Regions from separate parts of the Homo sapiens genome. Here region 1 is linked to region 2. The links are chromatin loops, found by intact Hi-C in ENCODE. Cell type or tissue: IMR-90. All regions are shown on one strand. Each heading gives the region's core, and the rest is flanking DNA. Links, peaks and the distances in the headings are about the cores only.

Evidence for each region. Peaks named below come from ENCODE experiments on the same cell type or tissue, not always from the same donor. Only the 100,000 strongest peaks of a DNase experiment are listed, where the experiment ranks them.
Region 1: it touches region 2 in a loop (2.2-fold over the local background); 1 of 110 quality-filtered maps calls a loop at or near these places.

What each region holds. Positions count from the first base shown.
Region 1 is chr17:9,358,145-9,363,521 of GRCh38, reverse strand. The region is part of intron 7 of STX8 (syntaxin 8); the gene reads left to right. Among named protein-coding and RNA genes, the nearest start is that of STX8, 210 kb to the left of the region's middle. In IMR-90, for the core only: no CTCF peak of the experiment used is centred there; DNase peaks (open chromatin) are centred at 2,131 and 2,681; H3K27ac peaks cover 428 bases.
Region 2 is chr17:9,272,734-9,278,110 of GRCh38, reverse strand. The region is part of intron 7 of STX8 (syntaxin 8); the gene reads left to right. Among named protein-coding and RNA genes, the nearest start is that of NTN1, 250 kb to the right of the region's middle. RefSeq lists an enhancer at 4,610-5,111. In IMR-90, for the core only: no CTCF peak of the experiment used is centred there; no DNase peak of the experiment used is centred there.

The DNA of each region.
Region 1 (5,377 bases), core at 235-5,234, 85 kb before region 2:
AGTTGTCCTGGGACAGACTTAGTTTTGCATACTCAAAGTATGCTTTCCCGACACTATTTGTCTACCTACTTATGGGAGAAATAGAATCCCAATACCTGCTGAATATATTTTGTGAACCCAGCCTAACTCATCAGTTCTCATTACACTCAAGTGCTCACTATTTATATATAGATTTTTCTTTTATATCCGTAAATTGAAATGAAATGAAGAATTGGATTCTAGTTGGGACTGAATTTACCAAAGCTGGCTAAGCCTGGGTCGGGAGAGAAGAGGCAAAATCACTTTATGTCTTTTCACATGTAAAATCAATGATCCCTGGCCTCAGATGGTTAATTTTACATTATATGTATTTTGCCACTGGATGGTCTTTGAGGTTCCATCCAACTCTGTCATCCTCTTTCCATACTCCTTTGAAGAGAATTAACCACCACACTGTATACACACGTGCACTCACACTAAATCAGTTATGAGCTAGGGGAATAGGCAAGACCTTTGCTGATCCTCTCCTATCATACAGGGTGGCCGCATCAAGTTAAATACATGCAGAGTTAAATCATACCTGAATAGAGACTTTTACCTTCAGTGTGTTTTTATTATTTGAATTTTTTTTTCAAACATATATAGTTTTTCTCATTGGAACAAAACAAGAAAGAGATTATTTATTTATTTATTTATTTATTTTTTTTTTTTTTTGAGACGGAGTCTCACTCTGTCGCCCAGGCTCCAGGCTGGAGTGCAGTGGCACAATCTCAGCTCACTGCAAGCTCCGCCTCCTGAGTTCACGCCATTCTCCTGCCTCAACCTCCCTAGTAGCTGGGACTACAGGCGCCCGCCACCACGCCTGGCTAACTTTTTTGTGTTTTGTTTAGTAGAGACGGGGTTTCACCATGTTAGCCAGTCTGGTCTTAGACTCCTGTCCTCGTGATACGCCCACCTCGGCCTCCCAAAGTACTGGGATTATAGGTGTGAGCCACCGCGCCCAGCCAGAGAGAGAATTTTTAATGGAAGATAAGGAGAAGATTTGGCAGGTTTTAGTATGTATTAGGGCAGGAAAATAAAGGAATAGAATTACAGAGAATCTTTACTTCTGGGTTCTGTGTTCAAAAGTAATTGGTAGATAGAGATTCCTTATGTTTTTCTCCCAAGTTGGCATTATAGCTCTAGGGCTGTTTTTAATTACATGTTTGTTTGTTTGTTGAGACAGAGTCTCACACTGTCATGCAGGCCCGAGTACAGTGGTACGATCTCACTGCAACCTCCGCCTCCCTGGTTCAAGCGATTCTTATGCTTCAGCCTCCTGAGAAGCTGGGATTACAGGCATGGGCCAACACCCCGGCTAATTTTTGTATTTTTAGTAGAGACGGGGTTTCACCATGGTGGCCAGGCTGATCTTGAACTCCTGACCTCAAGTGATCTGCCCACTTCAGCCTCCCAAGGTGCTGGGATTACAGGCATGAGCCACTGCGTCCAGCCTAGTTACATGTTTAAAAGTGAGCTGGTAGACACTTTAAATTTTTTGAATAAGTTCCCTAAAATTGATGTTTTGGGTACAGATTTGATGCCTTTCCTTTCTTTAAAACTGTAACTATAAAATGAATCAAATGGAGGCGTGCGTGGTTTGTAGGGTTATTAAAGTCACAGTTAATCACACATGGATTATCTTCTTTGGATATTGTCTAAATGGAAATTCAAATATCAGATTACCTTCCTGACTTTCTGGTGCTTGCCACTCTGTTTAAGAGGCATCCAGCTCCTGCCAGTTATTGGTGCGTGCTCAGAGAATGAGACACAGTTTTGCTTTCATGTTAGTTGTGACATCTAACGTTGCTTACAAGAAACAATCACTGTTAAAAGTTGAATGGAACTAAACAAAATTAAAGATGGAATTGTAATATTTTTAGAAATTATAATAATTAATACCTTGCTGCACTAATTAGTAATTCTGTACAAAGCATCTCTGTTGGCCACATTGATTGTTCTGTCCGTGAGTAAATCCCTACTCCTGCTGCTCTTCACCCTGGAGCATACATTATGGTGGTACCCATGTGAAGAGAGCAGCTCAACTGCAAAGCAACGCCTGCAGTCCAGAGACTCTGCCCTTGTGACTTATCTAATCTAATGCAGTAGACGCCCACTTGAAGCTGCACATGTTTGAATGAAGCAAGAGAGGTTGGGTAATTTAAAGGAATCTGTGGTATTTAGAAAATAAATAGATAATTCTCCTTTGCCAAGTCCCTTGGAAATTCAGTGGCATAAGCCCTGGTATTAGCTTTTAAATAACTTAACTCCAGATGTTGCATTAATAATTTTTTTTTCTTTAATCAGCTCTAGGGATCCATTAATTGACTCCAACAGAACCTTACCAATGACTCGGTATTTATTTTTTGGCTCACCTTTCCTTTCTATTTCAGAGCCAGGCAATGACAATTTTCAGTCATTGAACCAGCGTTAAATTCCTTAGAATAATTGATTTGGGGTTCATTTTTAAATCACTGTTGACTTTTTCTGCCCATGAGTCTGAACACGAAGGTCAATTTCTCTGGACTAGCAGCAAATTGATCTTTGTATTGAAGTTGGGTATCAGCTGTCAGGGACCTGTAGCCGGCACCGCGGGTCTCACTGGGTTACTTTCTGCAGCTCTGGAGCTGACTGCTGAGCGCTGGGTGCTCAGCCGTGACTCAGTCAGGCATGCATCTCAGTTGTCCTTGAGAGAGTGCATGTCTACCGAGCAGCCTCCAAATGTTCTTTGACACTTTGATTCACGCTCGAAACAGCCCGTATTTCTCTTTTGGCCCTTAAAACGGTCGTTGCTTTCAAAATGACTTTTGGATTTCTACAGTCTTTTTTTTTTTTTTTTTAACACTAATAAATATTTTTTTTCTTGCAGACAGGGAATTAAGATTTTTCACCATTTTGTTGATATTTTGGCTGGTATAACTTATCTGGAAGGAAAACAGAAAAGGGTTCTTTTGAAAGTGAGTAAATATAGTAGAGATGGTAGCTCAACACTGTAATCCCAGCACTTTGGGAGGCCGAGGCAGGCAGATCACCTGAGGTCAGGAGTTCGAGACCAGCCTGGCCAACATGGTGAAACCTCATCTCTACTAAAAATAACAAAAATGAGCTGGGCGTGGTGGTGCACGACTGTAATCCCAGCTACTCGGGAGGCTGAGGCAGGAGAATCGCTTGAACCCGGGAGGCAGAGGTTGCAGTGAGCTGCGATGGCACCACTGCACTCCAGCCTGGGCTACAAGAGTGAGACTCTGACTCAAAAAAAAAAAAAAAAAAAAAAAAGACGGTTAATTTTACATTATATGTATTTTGCCCACAATAGAAAGTTTTTAATTTAAAAAATGAAGAAATACTTGGTGTTCCCCCTTTCCATTAAATTATGGCAAGGTTAAAATAGTGTAATTTCAAAATTCCTTGGCATCTTCAAAATATTGTGCCATCCTGTTCCGTATGTCAGGCTCAGGAAACAATACCTCAAAAAATGGCCCTTTGACACGCGGAACTAAAGACACCTCAGGGGCTCTTTAACCTTCTCCCCACTCCTGTCCCTCAATCCTCTGTCCCTCCCAAAGCACAGAATGAGGCTCTTCTCTGAAGCTCCCTTATCTGCCTGGAAACAGGACCCACCAAAGAGAAATAAAATCACCTTTGATCCCTTCCCTGAAATTTCATTAACCAGAGAAAATTAAAACTCCTATCACAGTCCAGGCACGGTGGCTCACACCTGTAATCCCAGCACTTCGGGAGGCCAAGGCGGGCGGATCACGAGCTCAGGAGATCGAGACCATCCTGGCTAACACGGTGAAACCCTGTCTCTACTAAAAATACAAAAATATTAGCCGGGCATGGTGGTCGGCGCTTGTAGTCCCAGCTATTTGGGAGGCTGAGGCGGGAGAATGGCATGAACGTGGGAGGCGGAGCTTGCAGTGAGCCGAGATTGCACCACTGCACTCCAGCCTGGGCGACAGAGCAAGACTCTGTCCCAAAAAAAAAAAAAAAAAAAAAATATGTCTCAGCATTGTGGAATACCAGGAAAACTCTTAAGTTTGTGGGTGATGGGAGTTCAGAGGAGCCCTTCAAGGGATTTCTCTTTGGGGATTTCAGGCTCTCTATTCAACCTTTCTTCCCAGGGCCAGTGTGTTTATCTTGAAGGTGATAACTTCCACAGAGAGTAATACCTCTTTTCCTGCGTATTAACGCCCAAAGTCAGGCTCAAGAGCCTTAGTTCCACCTGAGGTCAGGAGTTCAATACCAGCCTGGCCAACATGTTGAAACCCCATCTCTACTAAAATTACAAAAATTAGCCAGGCGTGGTGGCAGGCGCCTGTAATCCCAGCTATTTGGGAGGCTGAGGCAGAAGGATCTCTTGAACCCGGGAGATGGAGGTTGCAGTGAGCCAAGATTGCGCCATTGCACTCCAGCCTGGGCAACAAGAGCAAAACTCCATCTCAAAAAAAAAAAGAAAAAAAAAAGCCTTAGTTCCACTGAGAGGATGCTGGATATAATCCCACCCAGGTTTCCCTGTAGCACTGGTGACCCCCAAGGGGCTGGGGACTATTACATGTAAGCCAATCAAATACAGCCATAATGTTCCCATCCTTAAATCACATCTCCTGCCCTGGGGTATTGGGTGCTCCCGGAGTTTCCTGTACTCATCCTCACTTCTCTCTTTGTAATCTTTTCCCCCTACTCTCTCCTTTCCTGTTTTCTCTCAGTTCCAGTCTTCCTCCCTTAATTACTGTCCTCTCTATTTATCATCTTGGTCAAGAATATGCCTTTTAAAGGCCTCATGCCCAAGCTGCATCCCACCCTTCAGCCAGCATTCCTAGCACCCTGCCATCCTCCGGTTTCTTTTGTGTGGCCTCACCAGCCGCTTTCTCTCCTCAATGTGTCACCGAACATGGGGCCATCTGGAAGTGTGTTTAGAAGATAACGGAGCACAGGAATAGTCCCAAGAAGTGCATTTAAAAACTGTTACTGTGTAATAACTTTATGATACATTCTGCCGCATCCTCTTAAAAATACCTTTTGTATCTGTTTTCTTGTCATTTCCATTATGCCTTTTAAAGTGGGTTGAAGACCGTGAATGAACAACTGAGTGGTGTACCATGGCTGCCCTTTTGCAAAATTGAAGACCTTTTTTTCCCTTCTGTTTAGAGACAGGGTCTCGCTCAGTTGCCCAGGCTGGAGTGCAGTGGCATGGTCATACCTCTGTGCTAAGCTATCAGGAGGATCACTTGAGCCCTGGAGTTCGTCCCCTGTAGCTGAAACTACAGGTGTGCACCACCATGCCCAGCTAATTTTTTTGTTTGTTTTTTTGGTAGAGATGAAGTCTCGCTTTCTTACCTAGGCTTGTCTTGAACTC
Region 2 (5,377 bases), core at 131-5,130:
CCTCTTACCCAGATGCTGGGATAGTTCTCTCAAAGAGGTCTTGTTGGCTTTACTTGGACCTGGACACCATACCCTCCGGTCCAGTCTCCACACTGTGACATAAATGACTGTCTAACCTAAAGGAGATATTGCCGCTCCCTGCTTAAACCCTTCACTTGCTTCCCTTGTACTTAGGATAAAATCCAACTCCTTACCATGGCTTCTAGGGCCCTGCAGGACTTAGCCCTGACACTCTCACCAAATTTACCTTGATTTCTCTCCTCACTGGCCAGTTCTAACCACAGTGGGTTTCTTTCCATTCCATGAATCCCTAGCTGCTCTGTGCTTCCCACTCTGCCTGGCTTTGGCTGGCATGGTCTTCACCCAGCTTTATTTACTTTTAGATCTCAACAGATCACCTCATCAGAAAGCCATATCTGACCACCCCATTAAAGTAACTGTTGTCATAACATCTTGTTTATTTCCTTCTTAATGCTTCTCTATGATTTGTAATCATTTTATTGTGTGGTTGTTTGAATGTCTGACTCCCCCATTAGCCTGTCAATTCCTCAGGCACAGGTATCATGTCTATCTTGACCCTTGTTGTATTCCCAGAACCTAACATGGTACCTGGTACAGAGTTGGGTAGAAGCAGATGGAGGCTGACTGGCTTCTGTGTATTCAGCCTAGATGCCTTCATGAGCCATTGAGACCCTGCCTTCACTCATTGAGACCCTGCCCTCACTCATTGAGACCCTGCCCTCACTAACCTTCACCCACTATCATTTCCAGCTATCCCTTCTCTTATACCTCCATCCACACCCCGTGCTCCAGAGAACTTCAGGTCCTCTCATTTGAGAAATAGCGGTAGGGACATTCTCCAGAGTGACAAGGAAGTTAACCAGAAAAGGATGTGTTCCTTACTCATTTTTAAGTCATGAAGATGTTCATCCGCATTAAACCTACTGACGCTGTAAACTCTAGATTTGAAATAGCCATGGATGTTAAAAGGTGATTCTGGCTAGGCACAGTGGTATGCACCTGTAGTCCCAGCTACTCCAGAGGCTGAGGCAGGAGGATCGTTTGAGCCCAAGAGTTCAAGGTTGTCGTGTGTTAATGATCACACTTGTGAATAGCCACTGCACTCCAGCCTGGGCAACATAGCAAGATCTCGTCTCTTTAAAAAAAGAAAAGGTGGCTGAGTGCAGTGGCTCACACCTGTAATCCCAGCACTTTGGGAGGCCGAGGCGGGCGGATCACGAGATCAGGAGTTCGAGACCAGCCTGCCCAACATAGTGAAACCCCGTCTCTACTAAAAACACAAAAAAATTAGCCGAGCGTGGTGGTGGGCACCTGTAATCCCAGCTACTCAGGAGGCTGAGGCAGGAGAATGGCTTGAATCCAGGAGGTAGAGGTTGCAGTGAGCTGAGATCGTGCCACTGCACTCCAGCCTGGGTAACAGAGCGAGACTCCATCTCAAAAACAACAACCAAAAAAAAAAAACAAACAAATAAACAAACAAAAACAAGAAAAGCTGACAAAAAACTAATTTTGTTGATGTCTTAGATATCTCAACAGTGGCCTAAAAGTTCTAATTTCGGAAGTGATGGAGATCCTTTCAGTCATCTTGCTGATGACCCAAAATTTTACAATTAGAAATGTATTCCTTGAGTCAAAATCTGTCCCTCGTTTAAAGCACATACATCTGTAGCCTGGGATATATATTAATTAAACTTTTGTTCTTTGGGACATCTTTTGGTTGGGGAAAAAATGAAACAGAATCACTCACATTTCCACAAAAAAAGATGGGGTTACTTTAAAGAAACATGTTCCCTTCGTTAGGAACCAAGGCAGACTTGGTAAGCCTGCATCACTCCTTATTTCCTAGTCCAACTTCAGAGAAAATAATCCTTATCCAGCTCAGTTGCATGTACTGGACCAAAATCACTCAGGGGCTGCTGGCCAGCCTGTGGATCGGCTGAACTTGCCCTGCATGCCCAGGGCCCTATGGCTTGATGGGTGGGATCAGGGGGTAGATAGAAACCGCAGCCACCTTGACTCACACCTCAGCCAGAGCTCTGATCTAAAAAGATCCCATTTGAAGGGGCTGTAGGCACACCATGAAGCATGACTGGAAAAGCCTTAATAATAAGATAAGTGAGTGTTTATTGAGCATTTACTGTGTCATTGACATTATTGCAGCACATTATATATACGCTACTGTTATCCCCCGCCCTTTTTTTTTTTCTTTTTTTTCTTTTTTTGAGGCAGAGTCTCACTCTGTTGACCAGGCTGGAGTGCAGTGGCACGATCTTGGCTCACTACATCCTCTGCTTCCCGGGTTCAAATGATTCTCCTGCCTCAGCCTCCCGAGTAGCTGGGATTACAGGCATGAGCCACCATGCCCGGCTAATTTTTGTATTTTTACTAGAGACGGGGTTTCTCCATGTTGGTCAGGCTGATCTCAAACTCTTGACCTCATGATCCACCCACCTTGGCCTCTCAAAGTGCTGGGATCACAGGCATGAGCCACTGCGCCCAACCTGTTATCCCCATCTTATAGGTGAGGTCCAGATGGGTTAAATGGCTGGCTCATGATCACACAGATGGGAAGTTCAGTAGCTAGACAGTCTGCTCTCCAGCAGACTTACACCTCTAAGTAAAGAGAAGTTGCTGGTGTATGTAAATAGGTAAGGGTGGGAATAGTGGAACTCCATTGACCAGGGAGAAGGCACTAAAGGAGAGACAGAGAGCAGCGATGTCTCCCTGCGTCAGTGAAGCCAGCCCTTTACTTAGAGGCGATGGGGGAAAATAGGAAGGCAGAAGAGCTCCACCTAGGAGGTAATAGACAAAGGAAAGAAGTTCCCATGGACGCTTGGAGTGAAAGTGGAAATATACCAAGGAAGGGACCCCAGAGGTCTGGGTGAACCACTCAGCCCTGGGAGGCCGGAGCTCAAGAGGATGGTTGCGTCATCAGAAGCAAAAGAAGTGGAAGTTGTAAAGAGACCCTTAACTTGAACAGTCAAGTAATGATGATTTTGTTGGTTTCTGTGACTTAGAGACATCATAAAGAAATTGTTGGGCCAGGCGCGGTGGCTCATGCCTGTAATCCCTGCACTTTGGGAGGCCAAGGCGGGCGGATTACTTGAGGTCAGGAGTCTGAGACCAGCTTGGCCAACATGGTGAAACCCCATCTCTACTAAAAATACAAAAATTAGCCAGGCATGGTGGTGCATGCCTGTAGTCCCAGCTACTTGGGAGGCTGAAGCAGGAGAATTGCTTGAACCTGGGAGGTGGAGGTTGCAGTGAGCTGAGATCACGCCACTGCACTCCAGCCTGGTGACAGAGCGAGACTCCGTCTCAAAAAAAAAAAAAAAAAAGAAAAAAGAAATTGTTGTATTTTTGAAGACTTTGTTTATTATTATTATTATTATTATTATTATTATTATTATTTTTGAGACAGAGTCTCACACTGTTGCCCAGGCTGGAGTGCAGTGGTGCAATCTCGGCTCACTGCAAGCTCTGCCTCCGGGGTTCACACCATTCTCCTGCCTTAGCCTCCCAAGTAGCTGGGACTACAGGTGCCCACCAACACGCCCGGTTAATTTTTTGTATTTTTAGTAGAGACAGGGTCTCACCGTGTTAGCCAGGATGGTCTCGATCTCCTGACCTTGTGATCCGCCCGCCTCAGCCTCCCAAAGTGCTGGGATTACAGCCTCCCAAAGTGCTGGGAGCCACCGCGCCCGGCCTGAAGACTTTGTTTAAACAAATGTCTATATCACTCGTGAATTTGGGTTTTTTGAAGACTTTTTTTTACTGCAGGAAGTTATGAACAAAGCCAAGCTGATGATCAAATCCTTTCCAGAACAGTGGTTGAGATCTAACCTCCACCCAAGCCAGCAAGCAGGTAACAGATCTGGGCAGGAAGGCATTATCTGTACCTTAAGAAGACCAAGTGAGGTTAACATGCAGAGGGGAGGGATGGCAAAGCCAGAGTAGGTGGCACATTTGACACTTTTCATAAGAAAATGACTTTCTTGTCTGACTTTTTGGTAGAAAATTCTCATGAGTAAGTACCGGTTATGGTCATTTCCCCAGAGCTAACATGAGACTGTAATGACTAAAATGTGGATTGTGATTCAGTTATTCTAATCTTATATTCAGTACCATTCAACAAGACTGGAAAAGAAGCACCCCTTTATATCCAGGAAACTGTCAGAAGGGACCACTGAGAGCAGACGGCAGAGCATGTTAGACTAGACAGCAACAGAGCCGCTGCATTGAGGCCTGCCACGCAAACACACGCCCACTCCCAAACAGCTTGGATTTCCAACGTGAGACGGGAATGCGTGGGAAATCGCCAAGGCAGAAAGGCCTCAAGCCAATTCTGCAATTAGCCAATAGCCTGTACTGGCCTCCACATTCGTTTAGATAAATTTTGAAATCATCAGCAAACTGTGGAGCTAGATTCTTTCTTTGCGAAGACAAAGTCAGACAGTGTTAACCTGCGTAGCGCCATGAGGAAAGGATGTGGGACGAGCTCTACTTCCCACCCCCGGCAGGAGCTGAATCATTCTGCAGGGACACCCCTGGCTGTGTGTGGCCTGGCGTGGTCCTCGCTGGCAGTGGGGAGAGGGGTCCCTGCTGGGGGTGGAGACTGGGTCCAGGACCTAGCAGCCCTACCTCGAGGCCCTGCTTCCAGGCTCACCCCCATCTTAGTTAAACCTGCAGAGGGGATGTTAATTAGCAAAGACTGGCGCTCAGGGAGTTGGGGGAGCTCTTAGCCCTCTCCCTTCCAAGAAAGATGACCTTTTGGACCCAAAAAGGAGAATTGGGCTCCAGTTGCTCTCGTTCGAGGCACTCGGAGTGCTTCCCACGTATCTCATTTATCCTCATGACACCCCAGAGAGGTAAGTTTGTTTGAGGTTTATACAAAGTTATGATTATGCCTATAGATTCCAGTTCCTGCCTCTATGTCATTCTAAACCTCGGGTCTCATCCCCATCTCACTTTTCCTAACATAACTAAACCCTTCGGGGAATGAAACGTCTCAGGCTTTCGCCTCGCCAAAGGGCGGTTTTCCCCCTTCCTTCTTTGTTGTTGTTAAGTTTGATTTATTGCTTCGCATTCTAGCCAGGCTCGATGGATGTTCGGAATATTATAAATAATGTGGATTGAAAAGATTGTGCTGAAATGTTTATTGCGTTCTTAGAAAGAGAACAAGGAATGGCGCGGAGAGTGTGGCAGTGGGGAAAGAGGGGCGTGAGGAAGGTGGGAAGACCCATCCTGCTCCTAGGATATTTTAGTGTGTCAATAAAAGACAGTGCTCAGAAGGGAAAGAACTTATATTGCAATCATGCTATCAAGAATGCAGAAGTGTTCCAGCGGGCGTAAAGAA